2 separate regions of the Homo sapiens genome follow, and region 1 is linked to region 2. The links are chromatin loops, found by intact Hi-C in ENCODE. Cell type or tissue: Caco-2. All regions are shown on one strand. Links, peaks and the distances in the headings refer to the core of each region. The heading gives the core; the rest is flanking DNA. Region 1 overlaps CARD10 (caspase recruitment domain family member 10). Region 2 holds the start of LOC105373024 (a long non-coding RNA gene).

Region 1 (10,680 bases), core at 1,502-9,501, 180 kb after region 2:
TCTGCCCGGTGATCTTGATCCACCAAATTAAGGGATGTCCAGCCTGGGCAAAAGCACTGACCCTACCCCCCCAGCTCAGGAGGCAGGGCCTCACCTCTCTTGGTTCCATCCTGGCGGACCCAGGCCCAGACAGCACCCTGCGCACCACAGCCCCAGACCATCTGTCCCCATAAAACGACAGTCCATCTGGTCCCTTGTCCTGCGGCTCTGGGCCCCCTGGGGGGCTCCGGCCAGACACCCGAATAGCCAGAGACCTGAGAAGGGAGAAAGGAGATGAGAATTGGAGTCCAATCAGTACTTGGATTCAGTTCAGCATTCTTGGAAAACCACAGTGATTTCATTTCCCAAGTATGCCATGACTCCCACCCCCAGGCCTCTCCATCTTCTGTGCCCTCTTCCTTGCCTTCTCCACCTGGGAAATGCTGATCATCCTTCAAATCTCAAGTCACAAGCAGCCTCTCCCCTGGACCTGGGCACACGGTGCAGTGGAGCCTGCGTGCCACAGAGCACTCCAACTTTGCCTTGCCACGGCCCTTTCGTTTCCTCCATCAGAACGAACACCTTCAGGACCAAACTTCTATACTGTTCCGCTCTGTAGCCCTGGCACCAAACCCAGTGTCTGGCACATAGCAGATGACTAATAAAAGCTTGTTATATAGCCAAGCACGGTGGCTCACGCCTGTAATCCCAGCACTTTGGGAGGCCGAGGCAGGCGGATCATGAGGTCAGGAGTTCGAGACCAGCCTGGCCAACATAGTGAAACCCCATCTCTACTAAAAATACAAAAAAATTAGCCGGGCGTGGTGGTGGGCGCCTGTAATTCCAGCTACTTGGGAGGAGAATTGCTTGAACCCAGGAGGCAGAGGTTGCAGTGAGCCGAGATCGAGCCACTGCACTCCAGCCTGGGCAACAAGACTGAAACTCTGTCTCAAAAAAAAAAAAAAAAGCTTGTTATGCTCACAGTCTGAGGAGGGAGGTCACCATTAGCACGTGGCACAGATCCAAAGGTGGTTACAACCAGCCGTGGAAGCAGAGAGAGGCTTCCCACGGAAGAAGTACCTAGGCTACACGCTGGTGAAGAATAGATGCACTTTGGTGACAGATGGAGGAAACAGAGTTCCAGGCTGAAGGAATATATCAGAGCAAAGGTGTGGAGGACAGAACACAGGATGCGTGGAAGAATTTAATAATAACAATAGCAGCGAACACTTCCTGGGTGCTTTCCATGTGCCAGACACCATGCTGAGCTCCTTGCCCTAATTCTTATTTTACATCCTGGGAAGCAGCTCCCAGGAAAGGCAAGCTGGAGCCACCCTTTGGAGGGCGTGGAACAGAGGCGTCTGGTTTTCCTCCCATGGGCAGGAGGACCACTGACAATTAAGACGTCACCAAAATCCCCATCATGGTAGGGTTCTGCCTGTCCCTGGATGAGAAAAGGTGAGGCCTTGTGGCCAGGCTCAGAGACAAATGGACCCCAAGTCCCCTGCCAGACACCTTGGCCTGGAGGAGGTGGGGAGACCAAGGTCAGCAGGTGTGCTGGCTGGAGAGGCAGCGGGGCGAAGCATCTCCATCCACCCCAGCAGCTGCAGCCCAGACACAGCTGCACTGCCCCCTGCTGCCAGCCTGGGGAGGGCGCGGCTGCAAGGACCTCCCACCCAATCGGCACTGCTGGGGAACAGCCCCGCCCTCTCAGGTAAGACACAGAGCCAGGCCGAGGGGCTGGACAGATGCAGGCATGGGAGGCATCATTCAGTGCCGCATGTCCTGGCTGCATCGAGGTGGCATGGAAAGGGGGCAGGCCTGAGACCTGGCCTGGCTATGCTGGCCCTGGCTTTGTGGCTGGAGCACACGGTCCGCTCCAAACCCCAGGGCAAACTGCACCCTAGCCTGGGCAAATGAGCCGGCTGCTGAGCGTCAGTTACCACATGCATAACACGAAGCTGACAATGACACCCCTTGCCCTCTGTGGGTGCTGGGGGGTGGGGGGGGGGGGCACATGAATAAAAGATAATGCAGGGAGAGGTGGAAACCAGAGGACTCTGGGGCCTCCAAACTGCAGGCCTGGCCCTTAGTGGCTGGTAACATTCACTGGGTTGCGACTGGGACAGCTGGATAATGCTATGGAATAGAAAGTACAATGCTATCCCCCACCCCGCTCCCGCCACCCCAGGTAAATCCAATTATTATCTCATGACCTTTTTGTTCCAGGCATGTGTACCGGGTTTCTCTCACTGTGGGTTGTGGTCAGATGGTCCGAGAAGCACAGCACGCAGGGTGCCAGCAGGAACTCTGGGGTCAAACGGCCCAGCTGCTCAGCCGCTTGAGCCTCAGCTCCACCCACCTCCCTGGCTACTCGCTGAGTTTAGACATGGGCAGCTCTCAGAACAGGGCCCAGGAGACACTAAGTGCTCTGTCAAAACTAGACATTTACTGGCATCAGGTGTGATTCACAACAAATCACCTCTCGCTTGCCTCAGTTTCCCCACCTGTTTCAAACCCACAGACAACTGACCATCATGGCCTCTCCAGACCAGAGCCCAGTAAGCAGCTGGCATCCAGGCTCTTCCACCAACCCTACCCACCCCACCCACCTCTACTCGCTCCCTCCTCCACACCTCTCCCCTCTGCAATGCAAGCATCAAGGCTGACCTCAGCTTTCAACTCAGGTTTTTCAGGCTCTTCTTGACAACTCCTGCAGCTCCCTGAAGACCCAGCTCAGGCGCCCCCTCCTCCAGGACGCCCTTGCCAACCTCCTCAAAGGACCAGTGACTTCTCTGAGCCTCCACAGACCAGGAATACCTGCTCCCAGCACTCCTCGGAGTCTGCAGAGCCCACAGGGGCTTGCCCAGAGCAGGGTCCAGATAGGGTTCCTCCCAGCCCCCCGCCTCAGCAGACAAGCAGGAGGGGTAGAGAAAGGACACAGCAGGGAGAGGGGCTGCCTGCTCCCCGCTCCTGGGACTGGCTGACCAGCTGGCTGCCTGTGTGGTACTAGGAAGCACAGTGTCCTTAGCTACCAGCTCCCAGCCCCCTCCCCAGTCAGGTCAGGTCACAGGCAGACAGGAACGGGGCAAGTCTGCCAGCTCTGCCAGCTCTGAGCAGTGACAGGCCACATGGCCTCAATGAATGTCCCCCAGGGCCCCGTGGGAAGATATCTGAGTAGTCTGCGTGCCTGCTTGGTACCAGGTCAGGGACCTGATGCTGAGACTGAAGCATGCCACACAGATCACCTCAGTCAATCCTCCTGACAACCCGATGGTTGAGATAAGGGAAACTGAGGCACAGGAAAGTTAACTTGCCAAGAATGGGCACAGCTAGTGGGCCGTGGAGCCAGGCAATGACTTATGGGAACCCTCTCTTTGCAAGGACAGAAGGTGCCAGAGATCCCCTGGGGCCACGTGAGCGAGCTGGGCAGTGGTGAGGCTATGCTGGGGAGACGGCACCCCGAAACCCTCCAGTGCTCTCCATGCTCTGCCTCTCTCACCCAGCACCTCACTTGCCCCATGAGTTCTCCCTTGCTGTCCCCCACCTGACTATCTGTCAGCCCAACCCCCGGTCTGCCCCAGCCCCCCACTATCCACCATCCCCTCCCGGCACCCAGGCTCCAGGAGCTGAGAAGGGCAGGGCAGAGAGGCTGAGGGCAAGAGATGGGCAGGAAATGGGAAAGAGGAGAGAAAATGCCCAACATGGTGCCCAGTACAAAGTGGGCACACAATACGGATGTGAGATCTCCAACAGCTGAGACAGTGGGGAGGCACATCGGAATCTCCAACCAGCTCCGAGGGGCCTGTGACTTGGGACCAATTTCTAACTGTCTCTGTACTTCAGTGTCCTGGTCTGTGTAACGAGGTTAAAATTCCAGCCTTGCAGAGCTGCTCTGAGGATTAAACAACAATGGCGACAATAATCATAACTAACCGCGAGCATATGCTGACATCCACCGTGAGTGTGCTAAGCATTCTAGAAGGGATACTCAAACCCCCATAGTGACCCTAAGGGACAGGCACTATGTGAGCCCATTTTACAGAGCAGGAAACTGAGGCACTGGGAAATTCAGAGACATGCCCAAGGTCCCACAGTAGCAAGTGCTGACACCAAAGCCAGCTCTTCCCACCTCGCCATAACACAATCCCAGGAGACACACAAGTTGCCCCGACCTGGGACCTGTCCGGGCCCTCATCTCCCTCTCCCTCTCCTCTCCGCCTGTCTGCCTCTCTCTCTCTCTTTCTCTCTCTCTCTCTGTCCACCACCTCTGCACCTTCCCCAGCCTGTGTTCTTCCCCAGGAACCTCTCTCCTCCCCAGGAACAGCATGGGCAGCAGAAGTGGCCCCATGTGATCGTGGGGCCTGGGCGGGGCTGGGACGGAGGCTCCTGCTCCCTGGCTGCATCCTGGCGCCCCCTGGACAACAGCCAGGACCCCTGCTGCAGCCCAAACTGGAGGAAGGGAGGAAGGGCCGAGGCGAGCAGGAAGGGAGGCGCCTCCACCCCTTCCCCGAGAAGCACGTCCTGCACAGGCAAAAACAATGTCTCGCTGAGCCCACTGCCGGGGGCCAGGTGGGGGCAGGGCCTGGACACTGGCTGACCAAGCCGCTCCGGAGGCCAGAGGCCCTGGTCCTATGCTGTACCCATCTGCTGCGTGACCCATCCCTCTGCACCCAACACCTCCACATTCCAGCGCTGACAGTCCATGTTTCCTATGCCCTTTCCAAAACCCAAATCTGATCAGGTCACTATGAACCCAGACCTGGTACTTCCCAACTGTGGGACCCTGGGCAAGTTGCTTAACCTCTCTGAGCCCCAGTTACCTCCTCTATGGAGCAGAGATAATCGTCATTATGCCTACTCCCTGGACAAAGAGCATGTTGTAAAACAGCCAGCAGCTGGCCTTGCAGTTAATAACTAAACCCTCCCACATTTCCCAGAGTGTACAAGCCAAAGTCCACACTTTCCCAGCCTGACTCAGGAAGCCTTGACTTTCGCCCTTCCCCCTCGCTCCTCCTCCACAGTCACCGGATGCTCTCCCTACCTGCCCTCTCCTCACAGCTGAGTTCCAAGACCACAATGGCCGTGCAGCCCCCGCTCTGCCCCACCCCTCCCTTAGATACACTGGCAGGTGTGAACAGCGGCCACGCACCGGCCACACTAACAGCACGTCGCCTACAGTGCACTCTGCACTAATGGGCTTTGTGACTCCTGTTATGGACCTGTGGCTGGCCCGGTCACAGGGGCTCCTGAGGTGACCCAAGCCCACCCACAGCATGAAACTTTGCTGGGTGGCTCAGTCCCAGGGACTCAGAGCCAAGGGACTGACAGGCAGGACATTGGGACGAGGACAGCTTGTAAGTGACAACTATTACTAAGCACCTGCTACATGCCTGGCAGAGCTGGGTGCTTTGCTTCTGCGAGCAGAGCCCTCAAAAGACCTCCATGCAAAAAGGGTCATCATCTCCCTTTAGCTACTGAGGAAATGGAGGCCCAGAGAAGTGAAGGGACCAGCCCAAGTCACAGGGACGATCAAGAGCGGCAGCAGGATTGGAATCCAAGGGCTGCCAGTGTCTACAGATCTTAATCTTCCAATAGTTGCATAAAACAGGGGCGAGGCAATTGCTCCTCCCACCTCACTCCTGTTCCCCTCTCAAGCAATCACCCCAGCTCCACCCACTGCAGGCAGCTACAGTACCTGTTGAGGAAGTCCAGGCCACAGCCCCGAGCCAGGAGGCCTTCCGGCTTTCCCAAAGGCCACACGCTGTCAGAGGATGAGGACGAAGAGAGGCCAGGGGACCAGGGCTTAAGTGTCACACTCCCTGGGGAAAAAGAATGAGGTTCAGGGATCTGGCACTGGGAAACAGGGATGGCCAGGGTCCATGACAGGGACTGACCCCCCTCCAGCCCAGAGAGGCCTTGGCAGGTTTGAGGCCCCAGGAGCACATCAGACCCACTGGGCTCAGAGATAGGTCAGGGCCCACCAGGCTGACCCCGCAGTTTCCCAGAAGAGGGTGAAAGGTGGCCCAGAACTGAAGAGCCTCGTACATCACAGCCGGGAACAGGAGTGAGGCCCAGGACTGGGCTCGGGGTGAGAGGCTGGAACCAAAGTCCCCAGGGTCCTCCCAAGCACAACCTTCCTGCCTGGCAGGGGCCACGGCGGGGCTTCAGGGAAGGGGATGCAGGCCAAAGGTAGCGCAGGTGGTGCAGGCTTCAGGTGGGCTGCAAAGCCACCTCCCCCGACCAGAGGAGCCCTCCCCACGGAACTCAAGGGCTGTTACCTGTGATGTCTGACATGCTGCTGAAGGATCTGGGCAGAGAGAGGGCAGGGAGGGGGCAGGAGGTGAGGCACAGTGGGCACTCTGCCCCGCTCCCTCCTCCTGCCCCCACACCAGATAAATGTCTCACAGCCCCCAAGCAAATGCAGGCTAGACTCAAGGCAGGGTCCCAGGTACAGGGCACCCATGCCACCTGGCTCCCCTAAACTCCCAGGGTAAGAAGTTAATGTCCTGGCCTCTGTCCAATGTTGTTCCACCTACAATGCCCTGGCATGCCCTTCAAAGCCAGCTCTTTCAATGCCACCTCCTCCTGGAAGCCACCCCTGATCTCTCACCCCTCACCTCACCCTCACTTGCCACCTTTGTGGTTTGTGACTCCCAGGTACGCCTCCTAAATTAAACCATGACCTCCTCATCAGACACCTCCTTGGGACAGATTTACGCAGATCAAGGCCATACTGACCACAGCCTCCCAGGGCCCAGCCTCTCACCAGTAAAGGAATAAATCAAGGGCTGCTTACAGGGGAAAAGCAGTGACAAGGATCGCGCCCCAGGAGGCAGGCTATCTCCCGCCCTTGGTCTTGCCACCAGAGGGTGCGCCTTGGTTTTTCTGGTCCCTATTTGCTGCTGATGCCCAAACCTGGGGCCTGGCTTTCTTGCCGGAGGTCCCTGATACCTTGAAACATTCTCCACGCCCCCTAGTCCTGAACCATCAAGCTTCTCCTTGGGTATAGGATCTTCAAGGCTTGACCCCCAGTGACCCTCCTGCCAGGATGCTTGGCTAGGACTGAGTTCGCTCTGCCCATCGGCCTTATCTTAAGCCTGACCTTGGTCGCCCCTGTGACTCACAGGACCTGGGTTTCCAGAGCTCCAGCCATCTGAGGGCAATAAAGGGAAGTGACTGCCTGGACCTGACTTTGGCATTGCAGATTCTGGGAGGTGGCTGTTCGGGAAACGGCAGCCCCACCTCCCTGGGTGTCTACTGCTATCCCCAGCCATCTCACCTCTTAGGGGGTGCGGGGTCTTCCTCACGCTGCCGGCGGAGGATGGAGCCGGCACTGGGGGGGAAGGGCAGGATGGAGAGCCGATTGATCTCCTTTTCACTGTCTGTGGCTTCCTCCTGCAATGCCATGACAGGGCCTGGGTCACCCCCACTGCCCAGCACCATCCCAGTCCTCAGCACACCTGGTTTGTGCCCATTCCACAAATGAGAAGTAGGGCCCAGAGCAGAAGAGCGGGCTCTGCAAGATTATAGTGTGCGGGTGGCTCCCCACGCCTCCTGGCACCTATGCCTGGCAAGGAAATGGTTCTGGGTGAGCTTCAGTAAAGTACTTGGCCTCCCTGCGCCTCAGTGTCCTCACCTGTGAAATGGATCCTTCAGAAAGCACTCTCCACATTAGTAATAATGCTATAGCAGTGTCCCCCCTTATTTGGGATGGGGCAGTTGTCTTACCGAGTTGTGAGGCTCAGGTCCCCCCATGACAGCTGCCTCCCCAGTTGCTTCTGGGCCTCCCAGAGGGGAGGGGAACTCGCTCAGGCTCCAAGTGCTGCTGAGGTTGGAGCACAGGGAATGGGAGGAGGCACAGGCCTGGAAGAGGGAGAGGAGAGGAAGGAGGTGAGCAGTGCTAGGCCCACGTCAACCACAGTCCTTTACTGAGCACCTGCCATGTGCCAGCACAGGGACAGATCCCTGTCCTCAGGGAGCTCACAGCCTAGAATGGGAGATAAACTGTAAACCAGCAGACATGTGAACAAAATAGCCCCAAGCTGAGACAATAGCAGAAGGAAGGTGCCCAGGGCATGGAAAACACACAAAGACCCCACCCAGCCTGGGAGTCCAAGTACTCTCCAAAGAAACTGTGGTTTGAACTGAGAACTCAAGGGTATAGAGGCGCTAAGTAGGTCAAGCTGGGATGGTCCAGGCAGATCAACAGCATGTGCAAAGGCCCTGAGGCAGGACTGTGATGCATTCCAGTTGAAAGACTGGAACCCACAGAACCAGGCGAGAGGACAAGAGGAACCCCACCCGCAGGGCCTCTTGGCCATGAAAAGGGACTCTGTCTTTACCAAACAGCAAAAAAGCCACTGGGGGTTAAAAAAAAAAAAAAGTCTTGGATTAATGCTGACTTTTCCTATATTCCTCCAGGCCCCAGTGCTTCAAACACCAGGCCTGCGGAGCTCACTGTCAGGCAACTCAAAATAAGAAAACGCAGGCTGGGCGTTCGCACCTCTAATCCCAGCACTTTGGGAGGCTGAGGCAGGAGGATCCCTTGAGGTCAGGAGTTTGAAACCAGCCTGGCCAACATGGTGAAACCCCCATCCCTACTGAAAATACAAAAAAAAACTTAGCTGGGTATGGTGGCAGGCACCTGTAGTCCCAGCTACTAGGGAGGCTAAGGCACGAGAATAACTTGAACCTGGGATCCAGCCTGGGTGATACAGCAAGATTCTGTCTCAAAAAAAAAAAAAAAAGGAAAAAGCAGAGCTCCCGGCAGCAGCCTGAGGACCACGATCCAATTTACAGTGGGTCTGGGACTCCAGCTCCAGTGCTAGCTGGCTGTGTGGCCTTGGGCAAGCCCCTCACCCTCTCTGGGCCCTGTGCGATGAGAGGATTAGACCAGCTGGTCTCTGAGGGATGCTTAGGCCCATGTTAGTCCTGACTAGCTGGTCTCTGAGGCCCAGGTTTTGCATTCTAACATGCACACAGGCACTCAGGCAGCCAGCCTTCCCCAGTTAAATGCAAAGACCAGCTCCAAACTATTCTTAGTGTCCCAGAAGCAACCCCAGAAACTCAGAGACCAACATGCCCCTCCGCCTGCTCACCAGCCCACACCCAGCCCAGCCTGGGTTCAAGTTCCCGCCCCTAACTGAGGACTCTTCCCACTTCCCCCAAGCTTCCTCCCCTGGCTGAGGTCTCCCACCAGGGCCGGCACGTTCCCAGCCCTGGCCAAGAGCTCCTGCCAGGACCCCAGCCTTCCTGCCAGGACCTCCACAATCTTGACCCGCTCACCTTGAGGCAGGTGCCACCCTGGGCCCGCTGCAGCTGAACCTCCAGCAGAGCCTTGGTGCCCTCCAGGCTGGTGAGCGTTGTCAGCAGCTCATCCCGCTCCGCCTCCAGGCCCCGCACCTGCTTGCGGTACTGGTCCTTCTCGATGAGGCTCTGTGAGTACTGCAACTGGATCCGGTCACGGCTCTGGATGGCCTAGGGTTGGGGGAGGGGAGGCAGCAGCTGAAGGAGCCACCTTGGCCCAGCTTTCCTGGCCTATGACTTGGAGAATGGGGACAGTAAGGAGAATGGCAGCTATCACTTACTGAGCACTGTGTGCCGGGCCCTGAGCTAAATTATCAGCTCATTTAAATATCTTCACACTAACTGGCTAAGTTAGATACTATTAATATCATTATTCTCATTCTGCAGACTGGGGAAACCAAGCCAGGAGCGACAGAGCTGGGATTCAAATCGGGCAGTCCATCTGCAGAATCCAGGCTCTCACCATTTCACCAAGAACTGAAAACTTTTCCACGAGACCTGCTGTGTGCCAGGGGCTTCACTCCCAGCATCCCAGTCAGTGGAGAAGCCAGGAGTCAAACCCAGCCCACTGCATCCACAGTGAAGACCAGGGGCTCCAGAGCTGGGCCCATGGTCCAGACCTGTCACCCATGCCTCAGAGAGAGCCGGGGGCAGCCCCATAAAATGCAGATTCCTGGGGCCCACCCCAGACCACCTGAATCAGAACGTCCAGAGAATGAAGCCCCAAATTTGCACTTTCAAGCTTGCCAGGGGATTCTGAGGGCATTTCTAATATGCAGACTTCGGCTGGGCATGGGAGCTCATGCCTTTGATCCCAGCACTTTGGGAGGCTGAGGCAGGTGGATCAGTTGAGCCCAGGAGTTCAAGACCAGCCTGGTCAATATAGTGAAACCCTGTCTCTACTAAAGATACAAAAATTAGCCAGGAATGGTGGCATGCCTGTAATACCAGCTACTTGGGAGGCTGAGGCAGGAGAATCACTTGAATCTGGGAGGCCTCAGTGAGCTGAGATTGCACCACTGCACTCCAACCTGGGCAACAGAGCTAGATTCAGTCTCAAAAAGTAATAACAACAATAATATACAGACTTCAACTCCTCTAGTGGGATTCACACCTGGTTAAGGACAAAAACCTCCTGCCCTTCCCCGCTGCAGATGGAACCTCACACAAGGAGGCTCGGGGGCCTGGTGGCACTGGCCGGAGGTCCTCAGCCCACCCCACAACCTTGGCAGGAGACAAGGGTCATAGTGCCCAGGGACTGAAAGCCAAAACTTTTGAGAATTTCTTCATCGGCTTCTATTTGTAAGCACTCCCTCTGTGCTGGCCTTGTCTTTGAGATGGACAGAACAAGGGATTCAAAAATGAAGACACCAGGACCAGCTTCTGTAACTG
Region 2 (16,668 bases), core at 4,782-12,781:
GGGAGGCTAAGGCGGGCAGATCACCTGAAGTTAGGAGTTCGAGACCAGGCTGGCCAACCTGGTGAGACCCCCCGTCTAAAAATACAAAAAATTAGCCAGGCGTGGTGGTGCAAGCCTGTAATCCCAGCTACTTGGGAGGCTGAGGCAGGAAAATTGCTTGAATCTGGGAGGTAGAGGTTGCAGTGAGCCGAGATCATGCCACTGCACTCTAGCCTGGGCAACAGAGTGAGACTCTGTCTCAAAATAAAAAGAAAGGAAGGAAGGAAGGAGCGGGGAGGGAGAGAGACAGACAGACAGACAGACAGAAAGAGAGAGAGAGAAAGAGCCTGCTGCCACGGGAGGTGAGTAGAATGTTCCCCGTTGCTGGAGGAGTGCAAGCACTGCTGCTCCAAGGATCACTTGGTGGGTAACGGAGGAGCTTGAATTCAATAACCTTCATTTATTTGTACATCCCACAAATGTTTATGGAGCACCTACGTTGTGCCAGGCACTGTCCCAGACACTGGTACAACAAGGCCGAATCCCTGCCTGCATGGGGCTCACATCCCTGCAGTACTGAACACACGCTGTTCCAGAGGACGCAGAGCAGGCAGTGGAGGGCTGGGCTGGGCTGGGCTGGGCAGAGGGCAATCCGGGGAGGCTTCTCTGAGGAGGGTGCTCAAGTATTGGCAGCCAGGCTGGGGACAGGACACGCACCTGATAATGCAGTGAGCTCACTTCATGTCTGCCCCACACTGAACTGTGAGCTCCTTGTGGGCCAGACCTTGCACATACTCAGAGTGCCCAGCACACAATAGGTGCACAATAACTGCTAGTTCACCTGAAGTTAACTGATAAAAGGCCCTCTGGGTCTCAGCATCAGCAGGTGCAAATGTCCAGAGGCCTAGAGAGCTATGAGAACGTTGGTGCCTCCAGGAGATGCAGGAGTACCTGGAGAGGCCACATCACAAGCCAGGAGCATGGAGAGCTGGGCTCTGACTCACTGGCCCCCTGAGTCTCTCCAGGGCATGTCTGCTCACCTTCCTGCCATTCTGCCACTCCTCACTCTGGTCAGCAGGGGGCTCCCACCACACGTGGATAAGAGGTTTCAACGCTGCAGTCAGAATGGCTGGACTGGCTGCACAGGGCTGGACAGGGCTGGACGGGGCTGGACAGGGCTGACTGGCTGTCCCTTGCAGGGACGGGGTCTCTGTCCGGAGTAGAGCCCTGGCCTGGACGTCCTAAAGGGGGAGACATCTGGTCTATCAGGGCCCAAGGGCTCGAGCAGCCCAGTAGACACCCATGGACACAAACAAGCATGGGCCTCCCCGCCACTCGTGCTGGGCACAGTCACCCCTGCTGGGGCTGGCATTGGGCCTGGCACTGGGAGATTCGCGCACTCTTGCTTTCTGGCTGTGGGGCCCCGAACGAGTTGCTTACCCTCTCTGGTTGGAATTTTCCTCCCTGAGAGGTTGGGCCAGGTGAGTTCCATGATGCAAACCTTGAAGGGAGACTTCCACATGCAACAGGCACCGCTGCAACACAGCTCCTGCCCTGGAAGGGATGGCGGGGGAGGAAGATGAGCAGGTACCACGAAAGCCATTACTGTGTCAGGGCACGGGGCGGGGGGGTGACGTAGCCGTCAGAGCCACCCAGAGGGCCATGGTGAAGGCTCACCTCTACCCTGTGCCTTAAGCAGGTTTCCTAAGCTCTCTGAGCCTCAGGTTTCCCATCTATAAAATGGAAATAATTAAATATATGTAAAATGCTAACAACAGCGTTAGGCAGCTCCTGGGACGTTACATGCTACTATTATTATGGTCACAAGGCAGACTGTGGGCATGCATTCATGGAGCTACAAAAACATGGAATTGGGGCCATTTGAGGGGGAAAGATTCATGTGGGCAGTGGGGTAGTGGGGGAGATCTGGGAAGACTTCTTGGAAGAGGTGTGCTCAGGAAAGATAAGCCAAGTGGAGGTCTGAGCCTTCCAGCCAGTGGGGCCAGTAGGAGACAGGACAAGGAGGGCAGGTCGAGGCAAGGTATTTCTGGAACTCCCCTGGGCCCCAAACACAAGCCCCAGTGAGTCAAAAGAATGCAAGGTTGAGGGAGGCTGGGTGCTGGCTGGGACTGAGCTGCGTGCACAGTGCAGGATCCTTGCAGCTCTGGGGCTGCAGCTTTGGCCGCATGAAGCTCTGAGGGGGCATTCAGTAATGTGGCTGCTGAACGGAGACATCCCAGCCTGAGGGAGGACTAGCTTGGCACAGAAGGCTCTGGGTTGGAATAGGCCAGGGCAGCGGGGCTTGGAGAAGGCAGAGTGGGCCCCTGCCAGGTACCTGGGGAGGAGGAGCCCCTCCATCTTGAAGCCTGGCACACAGAGCTGCCAGGGGACAGGAGATGGGGGCAGGCAGCCCGAGTCGAGTGGCAGGTATGAAAGACCTGGAGAAATTGATTTATTAGGGACATAAAAGGAGCTAAATATGTTTGCCGGCTCAGTGATGACTCAGGCCTTCCCCAGGGGTCTGCAAGTGTGAGCATCAAAGACAGGCCTGCTCCCACCAGGACACTGCAGGCTCCAGACCCTCCTTCCCTTCAATGGGAGGACCACCTCCTACCCCAAGTGTCCTGAGAGCCTGGCCTCTGAGGGGCACCAGAGACCCAGCCACTCACTCCTGCATGCCTCCCAACTCTCCAGACTGCACCCAGAATGGCTGAAGAATGAAGCCAGAGAGTGACACACATCTGGGTCAAAATCCTGGCCTTGCCCCAAACTGCCATGTGATCCTGGCCCAGTGGGGACCCTCTCTGGACCGTCCCCGCGAGCCAGCCCCACCTCCCTCCCTGTCTGGCAATGTTGTCCCATCCCTTTTGGCTTCTTCCTGACAGCACAGCCTCCTCTGCCCAAGATCCAACAACCACCCTCCAGGAGAAAAGCCAGACTCCACAGGGCCTCTTTGGGGAGAACATGCTCTTCCCGTGGTGGTTCCAGGCCGGGCGCTGGGCTCTGGAGAAACGTGGGCGAATCTGGTCTGCAGGCAGGGCCGGCGGAGGAGGATGAAGTGACCTCGCTATGGGGACAGCGTTGGGAGCGACGGTAAGGATGAGGGAAGAGGGGCTGTGGGGCCTGGGGAGACTGGAGCACGGAGCCCCCACACAGGAGTTTGGCACATTTGAGAAGCGGTGAATTCTTTGGTGGGCCTGGAGGAGGCCTGCCTAGAACAGCTGGACTTGGAATGCAACAGAAGCGGAGACACACTGGCCAGCCTGCGTGGGTGACTTTACCAGGACGGTGACGGGGAGCCAGGAAAGGGTTCAAAGCAGGAGAGAGACGGCTGGAAGCCGTCTGGGGATAGCCCCTAGGATCGACCACTCAAGGGATGGATTAAGGAGGCTAGGTGGGCCACAGGGGGCTGGAGGAGGTGAGGGAGGAACAGAGCGGTCGCTGGACAGGAGGAAAGAGGCTTGATGGGCCTCCGGGGCTAAGACTTGTGGGAGGTGACAGCATTCCCCGAAACAGCCCAGCGAAGGGCAGGTGTGGGGAAGGAGTCGGGCGGAGGGGAGGTGAACAGGTCACACTGCGTCAGAGGGGCAGCAGGACCTCCCCGTGGACACCTTCAGCTGCGAGTTAGACAAGAGTCCTGGGCTCAGCAGAAAGCCCTTCCCACCTCCTCTTCCGCACCCTCTCACCCTCTTATCTCCTCCTCCTCTCCCCACTCCCACCTCTCCCACTTGCCCCTCCCTCCCCTGTCTGCCCGATTCCGCCCCCTCCCCTTTCTTGGCCATTTAGTCTTGGCTCAGTGGTGTGTACTGGCAGGCACCTGGGTCCTGGGGTCCACCTGCAGGCCTGGGTTCCAATCCCAGTGTGTGGGTTCTTAACAGCACGTGACCCTCAAAAGTAACCCACAAAGACCCAGGTTTGCCCTGGACACCCCGGCCCACCCCCACCATGCCCAGCATCAGTATGTCATGGCCAAAGCCGCCAACCATGGAGCACTCGCTAAGGCCAGCGCCTCCCACTACATGCTGTCTTCCAACCTTCCAGCACTCCCTAAGCAGGCGTGACTATCCCCATTTTACAGAGAAGGGCCCTCAGGCGCACTCTGGCCCAGCCAAGAAGGACCTGAGCCGGCATGGAACCAGCGCCATCTGATCTGAAACCTGTGTCAGGGCGACCACAAACTCATCATCCATAATAGCCCTTCCTATGAGTGCTGGAATCTGGATTCCAGGGGACGCCAGGACAACAGGCAGAAACCAGGACTGCTCCAGGCACCCCAAGACATAGGGTCACGGTAGAGATCAGACATATCCACAAGGTGCAGCAAGGAACTGGGGTCATTCTGGGTGGCCCTGTGGACTGGAAGAGTTGTGCCCCGTGGCTGCTTTATCCTGGAGAAGGAAAGGACAGCTGTTTCCTCCGGAGCAGATGGGGTTCAGCCACCAATTCACCCAGCGAACTTTTCTCCACGGTGAGTCTCCCCAAGTCCTACCCCAAAGTGGCACCGTGTGGACTGACACTGGATTGGGTAAACCTGGTCTACTGCACGCCGTCAGCAGATATTAGCTGTCACTGTTATATTCTTGATGGAGTCTCCCTCGAGAGGGCTGAGTTCAAGGACTCTGAACAGGACAGAACCATGGAAGGCAATGGGGGCTGTCCATGCCATCCTGCCAGCTCTCCTCCTGCAGGAAGCCCTCCCTGACCACCCCTGTCCCCGGGGCTACTTTAAGACTCCAGAGGTTTCACCATTTGGCTTTTGGTGGGCTGGCTTCGTGGTCTGGGGTTGCCAGGCTCAAAGTTTTTGTTCGGCTGCTGAACACCAAGGCCTACAAGCCCTCTCCTTTTCCATCCCTCTCAGCTTCTGTACGGGGGCCTCCAGCCCCATCCAGAAATGCCCTGGCCTAAAAAAGCACCCTGCCTGTTCTTCCATGATGAAATCAAAGGTCACAGACATTCAGGCACACGCCCTAAGTCACCCAGCACGGAGGCTCCATGAAGAAGACCGAGGCAGAAGGCGCCGGCATTTGTAGAACATACTTCATCTCATCTGATCCTCCCAGGAGCCCACAAGGTAAACAGGATTATTCCCATTTAACAGATGAGGACGTGGAGGCTCAGAGAGCTTGTGACTTGCCCAGAGTCACACGACCAGGAACAGGCATCTGATCCAATTGCTAAGGCCAGGAGGAGCCACCAGCTAGAAGGCTCCAGCAGAAGGGCAGGATTAATTCTGTGACCTTTCCAGTCCCTGTGATCCTTTGAGGCTAAAGCTTAACTCTTCTCTTTCTCCCTCCCCCAAGGGATTTTCAGTTCATAAATAAGAGCCCAGAGGGGACCAACCTTTGATCCAAAGAAATGATTTTTTCAGAAAATGTCCCCCATTTAAAAATTAATAAAACATGCTCATTGCAGAAAATTGGAAAGCGCAATGAAGAGGAAGAAAAACTTAGACCAAAAAACAAATGAGATCATGTCCTCTGTTGCAACACGGCTAGAGCTGGAGGCCATTATCCTAAGCAAACGAACATAGACAGGAGCAGAAAACCAAATACCGCATGTTCTCACGTATAAGTGGAAGCTAAATAATGAGGACACATGAATACTAGGAGAGGGACAACAGACACTGGGGCCTTCTGGAGGGTGGACAGTGGGAGGACGGAGAGGATTAGAAAAAAATACCTGGTGGGTATTATGCTTATTACCTGGGTGACAAAATTATCCGTATACCAAACTCACATGGCAGTTTATCTATATAACAAACCTGCACATGTATCCCAATCCTAAAAGTTAAAAAAAAACCTAGACCAAGAATTCCTCTACCTGATAATTTTGTAAACATTTCAGAATATTTCCAACACACCTGTTATGTCTCTGCAATGATACTGCAAATGCAGTTTTGTAACCTTAAGCCAATTTTTTTTTTTTTTCTGGAGACAGATTCTCGCTCTGTCCCTGAGGCTAGAGTGCAGTGGCACAATCTCAGCTCACTGCAACCTCCTCCTCCCAGGTTCAAGCGATTCTCCTGCCTCAGCCTCCCGAGTAGCTGGGATTACAGGCATGCACCACCACACCCGGCTAATTTTTGTATTTTTAGTAGAGGCGGGGTTTCACCATGTTGCCCAGGCTGGTCTCGAACTCCTGACCTCAAGTGATCTGCACGCCTCGGCCTTCCCAAAGTACTGAGATTGCAGGTGTGAGGCACCATGCCCGGCCTAACACTTAAGCCTTAAAACTATGAAATCCGGATGTCCACGTGTATACCAGCCAGGACAGGTTAGGTTACACTGTGGCAACAAATATCCCCAAATCTCAGTGGCTTCACACACCACAAGAGGTTATGTCTTGCTCACACCCTATGCCCTGGGATTGCAGGGTAGGGATCGGCATGGAGTCTCTGCTTATCATAGTCACTCAGGGACCTAGGCTGAGGAGGTGCCATCCTGGCATGAATTGCCAGGAGCGCTGTCTGGATGTGACATGCCACTTCCGCTCACATTGCATTGGCCAAAACATGTCACATAGCTACCTCACTGCAAGGCCAGATGAAATACCATCCTACCACCGGCCATGCAACATGGGAGGACAGTAATACTTGGGGTGTGGCACTAGTGCCGATTATAGCTAGGGTGACCAATTGTCCCCATTTTCTCAGGACCAAGGAGTTTTCCAAAATGCCGGCCTTCTTGTGCTAAAATTGGGAAAGTCCTGGGCAACCCAGGAGGACTTGTCTGCTCCTATTGTACCACGTTGTGCGGTCTTTACACACTCACTTTTCAAAACTGCACAGCAGCCATCTTTTAGATGAACCAAGGTTTCTCTCCCCAGTCCCCTATTGCTGGAGACTCAGACTGTTTCCAGTATTCCATGTTTATAAATACATTGTCTTAAATACCTCCATGGATAAAACCATGTCTACTTCTCAGTGGCTTCTCAGAGGTGCCATTGGTGGCCGTTTACAGGCTCACAATACCTGTTATCCATAGGTAATTCAAAAAGGTTGAAACAATACAATTTGCCTTCTGCAGCGAAAGCACGTACCTGCTTTCCTTACCTTCTCCTGGAGCCCAGAGCAGTCATTCTCTAATTGTAGCCTCCAGCTCACCTGGAGAGCTCCTTAAAACAGATTGCTGGTCCCTAGCGCCAGAGTTTCTGATCCACGGGGGCTGGGATGAAGCCTAACCTTTGCGTTTTTGTGTGTGTGGTTTGTTTGTGGGTTTTTTTGTTGTTTGTTTGTTTGTTTGTTTTGATGGAGTCTCGCTCTGTTGCCCAGACTGGAGTGCAGTGGTGCAATCTCGGCTCACTGCAAACTCCAGCTCCCGGGTTCAAGCGATTCTCCTGCCTCAGCCTCCTGAATAGCTGGGATTACAGGCGTGTGCCACCACACCTGGCTAAGTTTGTATTTTTAGTAGAGACCGGGTTTCTCCATATAGGTCAGGCTGGTCTTGAACTCCCGACCTCAGGTCATCCACCTGCCTCAGCCTCCCAAAGTGCTGGGATTACAGGCATGAGCCACCGCGCCCGGCCAGATGCCACCACTTTGCCACCGAACAGGTGACCCTGCTCAGCTACTCACCAGAGGTCTAACCTGGAGCAAATTATGCAATTAGCCTCTCTTAGCCTAGGTTCCTATCTGTGAATTGGAGCAGTTGGGAGGATGGACTACCAGGGTAACCATGAGTTCAGTTAAAAATAGTTACAGTTATTCAGCGGTAAATTAAATAACTTTATGTTTTAAAATATTTGTGAGTTTGAATGGAACTGCATTGATTAACATTTGTATTCCTTTCATATCTGAGTGGGAATGGACTTTCTCCCTGTGAGGGTTAAGCATTTGTGTTTCCTTTCTAGTGTGAATCATCGCTCCTGCCCTTTGCCCATTCACCTGCAGGTTTCTCTGCCTTTCCTCTCCGTCTGCCTGGGATCATTACAGAGCAAAGATAAACCCCCATGGCCGTTCTTGATTGCTAGAGATTTTTCCAAAGCTGTTGCTCACCTGTCTGCTGGGGCCATTTTTCTGGCTTACAAAGTGGCCGAATCCATCTGACTTTCCCATTTTTATTTTCTCTATCACTTTTAAGCTTAGATTGGAGCCCTTCTCCAGAATGTGACAATATAAAGGAAATGGATTTTGAATGATGAGATTTCCTGCACCTTGAGGGGTGGTGGGGGTGGGGGATCCTGGCTCAACTCAAACCCTGTGGTGGTGATAGAAGGCATAGTCAGAAACCAAGAGCCCCTCAGCACCAGGACAACCCACCACCCTCAGCTCTCCTCGACATTAGCCACGCTGTCTCTCTCCCCATTTGCAGAGTCCCCCCGCAGAGAGGCACAGGGCAGGCCAGAGCTGGATGCGCGGCTGGAAGGTCAAAGGCATCATCCTCAGGTTGGAGACAGGATGACCGAAGGTGTAAGAACTGGCCAGAGGAGTTGGACAACTCCCAGCTCAGGTCTCTCCTCGACTGCTTTGGCCGTGTGAGCTTTGCCTCTCTGGGTCTCTGTTGTCTCATCCATAAAATGGGCCTGACCATGCCCAAGTCAACGGAAGGATTTAAATAGATCAGCGCCCTGAGGTCGGTGCTGGACGCCGAGTACACGCGCCCAGTACACAGGGCTTGAGCTCATTACACGCCCCAGTTCTGTTCCTGGGGTGGTGGCGTGAACCCCACTGCCTTTGCCTTTAATTGCACTGAAAATATCCAGCACCGCTGATATCAAGGGCCCAGGTCCCGGCGGAAATGAACTCCCAGACTTGGGCGCCCAGGTTTCCGTGCGCGACCCCAGCCCCTCCGGCTGCAGCTCAGCCCATCGGCCCTGCGCGGGAACAGTGTCACCCGGGCACCCGGGCCAGAACAGGCCACGCGTGTCCCAGGAGCGCGGGAAGCTCCCACGCCCCCTCCCCCGCACCGCTCCTTTGGCTGGCAGAGCGGGTCCTCAGCGCGTCTCAGCCGCACCAAGCGCCTCCCGCTCCCGCGCCACCCGGGCGCGCTGCTGGGGCCTGATTTCCATAATAATCAGCCAGAGATCTCCCGAAAAGGCTGGGAGCGGCCGCCGCCGCCCACCGGGGAAGCTCCCGAGGGTGGGCGCCCCCCTTCCCACCCTCCCTGCCGCCGCCGGGAGGGAGCCTCGTTTTTAAAAGCTTTCGAGAAACCGTCCGTGCGCAGGAGGCAGCTGGGAGACACCCAGGATGTCGTTCTCCGCATTAAGGAGGGGGACGGCGGTGGGGGAGGTGGGAGAGGCCGCGGCGCAGGTGTAGACCAGGCTCAGAGGCAAGGAGGGGAGGAGGGAAACTGAGGCAGCCGCGGGGTGGGGAGACGTTTCAAGGTATATTCTCACTGCAGCCTCACGGCGACCCTGCGGGTGAGTTATCTGCTATGCCCCACTTTACAGGTGGGGAAACTGAGGCCTAGAGAGGTTTCCAGTCTTCCAAGCTGGCAAGTGGCTGGGCGGGGACCCTTTTCCGAGTTGGGGGATTCAGATCCCCTGGCCTGCCCGGCACACTGCCTCCTGCCCAAAATGGGCAGCGTAGAAGCAGGATGCTCTGTGCATCCCAAGATGGGAGAACCAACCCGAAAGGGAAAGACCAGGGGGCTGAGGTCCGGCACACACTTGGAGCTGATCTGGTCCAGAAGCCCGTGGGCTCGCAGAACCTAGTTTGAACCCCAGCTCTGCCACCTCCCAACCATCCCCCAAGGGGTGGGCAAACTACAGCCCCTAGGCCAAATCCTGTCAAACTGTTATGGTACAACCAGAAACCAAGCATGTTTTTTTTTCTTTTTTTTCTCTTTTTCTTTTTCTTTCTTTCTTTTTTTTTTTTTTTTTTTTTTTTTTTTTTTAGATGGAGTTTTCGCTCTTGTTGCCCAGGCTGGAGTGCAGTGGTGCGATCTCGGCTCACTGCAGCCCCTCCCTCCTGGGTTCAAACAAGTTTCCTGCCTCAGCCTCCCAAGCAGCTGGGACTACAGGCACGGGCCACCACACCCGGCTAATTTTTTTGTATTTTCAGTACAGATGGGGTTTCACCATATTGGCCAGGCTGGTCTCAACCTCCTGACCTCAGGTGATCCACCCTCCTCGGCCTCCCAAAGTGCTGGGATTACAGACATGAGCCACTGCACCCGGCTAGGTTTTTTCTATTTCTGAAGATAAAAAAAAAAATTCCTGACATGTGAAAATTATATGAAATTTGAATTTCCATGTTCATCCACTTTTTTAATTAAAATACAGCCACACCCACTTATTTCTGGTACTGTCTATGGCTGCTTTCCCTCTACGGTGGCACCGTTGAATAGTTTTGACCAAGAAGCATGGCTCGTAAAGTCAAAAATATTTACTATGTAGCCTTTTCCAGAAAAGCTTTGCCCATCCCTGCAATAATGGGGCAACGATGAAGCCTCTACGCCTCGGTTTTCTCACCTGGACAGATGGGAATGCCATTAAGTGAGGATGAAGTGAAGGCTGGGAAAGCCCTGAGCACAGTTGGCAGCACCCATCTTAGAAATGCCTTTGACCGGCCCGGTGCAGTGGCTCACGCCTGTAATCCCAGCACTCTGGGAGGCCGAGGCAGACGGATCCCCTGAGATCAGGAATCCAAGACCAGCCTGAGCAACATGGAGAAACCCCATCTCTACTAAAAATACAAAATTAGCCAGGAGTGGTGGCGCATGCCTGTAATCCCAGCTACTCGGGAGGCTGAGGCAGGAGAATCGCTTTAACCCAGGAGGCAGAAGTTGCAGTGAGCTGAGATTGTGTCACTGCACTCCAGCCTGGGTAACAGAGTGAGACTCCGTCTAAAAAAAAAAAAAAAAGAAAGAAAGAAAGAAAAAGAAATGCCTTTGACTTTTGCCAAGCCCCTGCTGCTTGCTGCCTCCCCATCCCGAATCACGGCTACCTGGGTGGATGCACTTTGAACTCAAGATATTCATCCCCTGCCCCCATTCATCCTGCTTGTCCTCACTCCAAGCTTATCAACCTGGCCTCCAGCCACCCTCTCCCGTCAGTGACCCAGCCTGACCGGTTCCACCTCCAGCACCCAGCACAATCCCTGCCCCACACTGGTTCTTAGCAAACATTTTCTTTCTCTTTTTTTGAGACGGAGTTTCACTCTTGTTGCCCAGGCTGGGGTGCAATGGCGCAATCTCAGCTTACTGCAACCTCTGCCTCCTGGATTCAAGCAATTCTCCTACCTCAGCCTCCCAAGTAGCTGGGATTACAGGCATGCGCCACCATGCCCGGCTGATTTTGTATTTTTAGTAAAGATAGGGTTTCACCATGTTGGTCAGCCTGGTCTCGAACTCCTAACCTCAGGTGATCTGCCCACCTCGGCCTCCCAAAGTGCTGGGATTACAGGTATGAGCCACCGCACCCGGCCTCAGCAAACATTTTCTAGATGGATGGATGGATGGGTGGATATTTTGCAGTCTTTCTCCATTCCTTCAACTCTAGCCTCCATCATCTCCTTCCAGGTCTCCCTGCTCCCCCCTTCATTTCATCCCCGACTCTGTAGCCAGGGTCACCTGCCTCCTCCCTGGATCCCCAGTGCAGCACAGGTGCTGAGCCACCCCCCTCCACCAAACACCCAAACTGCTAGCACTTCCCTGAGCCCAGCAGGTTGTATCAAGCCTCCAGATGTTTGCCCATTCAGTTTTCTCTGCCTGGAACCTTCTTTATTCCCAGTCCAATGGGCTTTGCATCCTCTACTTGACCCCCAAGACTTAGTTCAGGACCAAAGCCTTTGAAGCCATTCCAGGTCTCTCCCCCTTCTCCCACTGCCCCAGTATACAAACCTATCTCGGTACCAGTGGGACTTTGGTACCTTTATGAATATGCATGAGTTTCTCCTGGTGAGCCTGTGAGCCTCTTGAGGGCCAGAACTGTGACTAGTATTTCTTTTCTTTTTTCTTTCTTTTTTTTTTTTTTTAAGACAGAGTCTCTCTCTGTTGCCCATGCTGGAGTGCAGTGGCACAATCATGGCTCACTGCAACCTCCACCTCAAGCGATTTTTCTGCCTCAGCCTCCCAAGTAGCTAGGATTACAGGCGCCCACCACCACACGCGGCCAATTTTTGTATTTTTAGTAGAGATGGGGTTTCACCATACTGGCCAGGCTGGTCTTGAATTCCTGACCTCAAGTGATCCACCCACCTCGGCCTCCCAAAGTTCTAGGATTACAGGTGTGAGCCACCGCATCCGGCCTATGACTAGTATTTCTGAATCACCAGTCCCAGCAAAGGCATGCCGCGGAGAAGACAATAAATTTTTAATAAATGAGTCAACGGAGGAAGGAAGGAATTAATATAGCTGGGATCATCTCCCTCCCTGGCTCAACAACTTTCAGATGCTTCCCAGGTTCTCTCTGTCAAGGCCCAGCCTGGTCTTCAAGTCTTGAAGCCCTATATGAAATGGCTCTGGTTCACCCCCGCAACCTTGTCTCAAGCTGCATCTCCCATACAGTCTTCCCGAAGCAGTCCTGGCCTCCAAGCCTCCATTCATGCAGTTCCCCCTCCCTGTTTCTCCTCCTTAGCCTACCCACATTTGTGCCTGTGGGGGCCCTGGCCATCCTTGGAGATCTTACAGGGCTTCAGCAATCCAGGGGCACCTGCAGTAGGGACCAGCTACCCCATTTCCCAAATCCCACAGCAGAAGGCAGTGAGCAGGGGCTTTGACCAGGAGGACCTGGGTCCCAAATGAATCCTGCCAATGTTTACTATGGAGATGTCAATTCGGCTCTTGGAGTAAAGAGGAAGAGTCCCTTTTACTTGTCTCCTGGGGCTGCTGTGAGGTTAGAGATACTGTAACCTCTCTAGCGCACAGTAGGTACTCAATAATGGACAGCTATTTCCAGCCTGTACACAACACTTCTGTCCTTCTGAGAGGAGGCTCAGAGAGCAGACCTACAGCTCCCCGCAACCTGCAGCCCCAACCTCTCTCTCTCTCTCCCTCTTTCTCTCTCTCTCCCTCTCTCTCTCTCTCTCCCTCTCTCTCTTCCCCTCTCTCTCTCTCTCTCCCTCTCTCTCTCTCTCCCTCTCTCTCTCTCTCTCTCTCTCCCTCTCTCTCTCTCCCTCTCTCTCTCTCCCTCTCTCTCTCCCTCTCTCTCTCTCTCCTCCTCTCTCTCTCTCTCTCCCTCTCTCTCTCCCTCTCTCTCTCTCTCTCTCTCTCTCTCTCTCTCCCTCTCTCTCTCTCTCTCTCCCTCTCTCTCTCTCTCTCCCTCTCTCTCTCTCTCTCCCCCTCACCCCCGACAGTGCCTGCAGCCACCGACTGATGCTGGCGTGGACAGAATGACAATGAGGCCAGGACCTAAGCGAGCCCATCTGGGAACCTAAGACTGTGGCAGAGGCTCAGATGAAGCCAGGGCTTGGGAGGGGCTAGACAGGGACGGGGCAGGCAGGCAGGGCAGAGCAGGGATAGGAGCAGGGCAGTGATCTGCCACTGACTGTACAGCTGGGTGTCAGCTTTCCCTTCTGCCCAATGGGTGAATCATTCCCCCTCTCAGGTCTTGTCCTGAGTACCAAGGGCCAAGTGAGAGTTTGGGATGAAGAGGGACAGAGCCAGGCAGGGCAGGAGCCAGGGAGCAGGGCAGCGGCAGGGTGGGACCAGGGGATGGGGTTCACGATGGAGATGGGGCTGGGGCAGGGACCAGTCAGATTTCTGATTCAGAGCAATTCAGATTGCTTGGGCAATCAATCGGACAAAATCACCCCCAGGGCAGGAAAAGAGACAGTGAGAATATTGTTGGAGGGGGTGGTGCGTGCAGGGAAGAAGGAAGAGGGAGAGAAAGAAGAAAGAAGGAATCTGAGAAGAGACCGTGGAGGGGACGGGGAGAAACCATCCCCTGCTGGAGTCCTGGAGGCAGCCCCACTGGTGCCAGCCTTCTCCTTTGGCCGGTGGGACCTCTGTGGCCAGAGGGCCAGGGACTCACCCAGGCCCCAGTGAGGGGGAGGCAGAATGGACAGAATAGGTGGGAAGACGGGCATGGGAAAGGGGTAAAAGGGGAGGTAGGGTGTGGTTGGCACAGGCCTGCATAGCTAACAATCAGAGAGACGGCCGCCCCTCCTTTTCGAGTCCACATCACAGGTGGAGGGGCCAACTCTTGCCACACGGCCAGCTCATTCCACCTCATTGCCTTTGCCCAAGCCAGTGCCCTGCCTGGGGTGCCTTTATTTCCCTACCCTCACCCCAAACATTTAATCCTCCTCCCTAATTCCTCCAACATTCACCCCAGCCCTGATCTCCCTCAGCAATGACTGTCTCACCCTCACCCTCAGAGCTTGGTGTGAGCGGGGTTACAGTCTGGTGGTCCAAGGATGCTTGCTGGTGTCCCATAAATGTGCTTAGTCCTCACAAGCAGCATGGACGAGCATCACAGCCTGGTGGTTAGGCTCACAGGCTTGGGACTCCACTGGGCCAGGTTCTAGTCCCAGCAGCTTCGTTTTCACATAGTAGTTGCTTCATAAATGCTAGGTCCCCTCCTCCTGTTCCATTGCTAGCTCAGAATGTGCACACAGCAGGTGCCCAGTGGTGGCTTCTGGGCTGAGGTGCCCTTCTGTTCCCTAGTGGGCCCCTTGTCCCTGACAGGACACAAAGATGTCACCCCTGCCTTGGCCTCCAGGCCCAAGCCTGAGCAGTGAAGCTTGGGAGAAAGGCCCCATTGCTCATTCCCCTTGAGTCTGCAGCTTGGGCAATCAATCGGTCGCCATGGAAACCAGCCTTCCAATCAGAAGCAGGCACTTCTTGGCTGCGCCAGCGCCACCTACCCACCCACTCAGGCCTGGCTGTGCGGTCCCTCACCTAGGACTGCCAGGGGTTGGGGGCGGGGAGGAGAAAAGGGAAACTGGCATAATTGGGGCACACCTGCTTCTATCCCTAAAGCCCTGAGAGTCTCCAAAGAAAGAGCATTTTCTTGGGGTGGGGGTCACTACTTCAGTGGCCCCCTGATTTTTACAGCATTCATTCCTACAGAGTATGGCCCTTGGTACTCAGAACAAAACCTGAGGGGAGGGAATGATTCACCCATTGGGCAGAAGGGAAAGCTGAGACCCAGCTGTAGGGTCAGTGGCAAAGCTAGGTGCATGCCCCCTCCCTGAGCCCCCATCTCCTTCCCCCTCCTCCCTGGCCTGAGGAATGGGACAGGGAAAGGAGGGGCAGAAGAGTTCCTGGCCCACTGCAGCCAGCACCTGCCTTCCCACTAAATCTACGCCTGGCACTTCCAGGGCCCATTAGCGCCGGGCCCACCAGGGCCCATTAGCCAGCATCTATGGGCCTCTGCACCCACCTGCCCACCCACGCCCAGCTGCAGCCTCCCGCCCAGGCCCCTCCTTCCCCCACTGCCAGCTGGGATTGGACAGAGCCCAGGCTCTGAGTCACACAACCCCACGTTCAACAACTGGCTCCTCGCTGCTGAGACTAAGCAAGCCAGGAAACCTCTCTGAGCCTCAGTTTCTCTGTTTGGAAAATGGAAAGAATTACTCCTGCCTTACAAGGGAGTGATGAGGACTCAGAGTGCATAAAGAGCTTAACACAGGGCCTGGTATGGACTCAGTAAAAGGGAGGCCACCTTCCCCATCCCTGTTCCCTCTCAGTACCCAAAACTGTCCCTTGGAGCTGAGCTAAGGCATCCACCTGCCAGGAGAAGGTAGAAGACAAATTCTACTATTCTTAATAACCAGCCCAGGAAAGCAAATTACAAATAAGATTTAGAGAAGGGCAGCAACTTGCCCCCTACCCCAACACTGGGAGGGATGGGTAGGATTTGAACCCAGGTCTGTCTGACTCAGACCTGAGCTGTCTCTGCTGCAGCCCAGCCTCTCCCGACCCTGACCCAGCCCTGCTCCAGCCAGCCAAAGCCTGTCACCCTGGGCCACTAGTGCCCAGCTCTGCACTGACAGAGCACCTGCTATGAACTTGGCATGCCAGGTGCCCACCACCACATACAGCACCCCCAGCACTTACAGGGCTGCAGAAGGGAAGTCGAAGGGATGTTGAGTCATGCTGGGGGATCTGACCTGGTTGAGGATGCTGGGGAGACTTCTGGAAGGAAGGCGGAGGCTAGACCAGCTCCCAGCCACCACACAGCTGGTGCTGCCGCCTGCTGTTTGAAGCTTTTGCCCTCTCGGCCTAGAAGTCTCCCATTATGGTGCTGTGTCTGCTGGGACCCACGGGGCGCTGCACAGGGAACCATGTGGCCGTGAACCTCAAGTCCAGCCCAGCAGGGGTCAATTGTCTCAGCCCACCCCTCCCTACCCCCAGTATCCTCTCTCCTTTATAGATCATCCATTAAGTGCCAGACACTGCAGAAGGCACATTGACTAATATTAAATATTAGCCCAGCTACCCTGCTGGGCTGTCCTTCTTAGAAATGAGGAAGTGGAGGGTTAAGTGGATTTCTCAAGGTCGTGCAGCTGGTAAATGGCAGAACCAGGATTTGAACTCAGGTGTGCATGACTTCAAAGGAAGACACCACTGAGGCCTCCTCTACTGGGTCTGCCTCCCTACCGCCCCTGGCTCCTTGATGAAGACTCCTGTAGGACAGGATGGAGCAACTTGCTTCCAGCTATTATGAGATTTCTGCTTCTCCCTTCTCTCCTCCAGAAAACAAATTGATTCATCAAATTACACCTTTAATCTGTCCTAGGGAAGGGGAGGAATGGGACTCAGCCCCCACAGCAGGAAGCAGGACGGGTAATCAGCCCACCCGTCC

The links. A loop is a pair of places that touch in the nucleus more often than their neighbours do. Peaks named below come from ENCODE experiments on the same cell type or tissue, not always from the same donor. Only the 100,000 strongest peaks of a DNase experiment are listed, where the experiment ranks them.
Region 1: a loop joins it to region 2, with 4 times the contacts of the local background. A loop is called at or near these places in 9 of 110 quality-filtered maps.

What each region holds. Positions count from the first base shown.
Region 1 is chr22:37,496,925-37,507,604 of GRCh38, forward strand. CARD10 (caspase recruitment domain family member 10) reads right to left here. Exons shown (of 20, transcript NM_014550.4): 7 at 9,268-9,459; 8 at 7,711-7,845; 9 at 7,262-7,377; 10 at 6,261-6,289; 11 at 5,678-5,801; 12 at 95-254. Among named protein-coding and RNA genes, the nearest start is that of MFNG, 16 kb to the left of the region's middle. RefSeq lists enhancers at 5,138-5,737, 5,738-6,335. In Caco-2, for the core only: a CTCF peak has its summit at 1,602 (motif pointing left); DNase peaks (open chromatin) are centred at 1,637, 4,977, 5,637 and 7,105; H3K4me3 peaks cover 525 bases.
Region 2 is chr22:37,315,973-37,332,640 of GRCh38, forward strand. It overlaps LOC105373024 (a long non-coding RNA gene), which reads right to left and starts at 16,164. Exons shown (of 4, transcript XR_938232.3): 1 at 15,921-16,164; 2 at 1,420-1,533. RefSeq lists enhancers at 1,962-2,819, 11,345-12,544, 12,992-13,637 and a silencer at 14,536-14,830. In Caco-2, for the core only: no CTCF peak of the experiment used is centred there; DNase peaks (open chromatin) are centred at 7,879 and 10,949.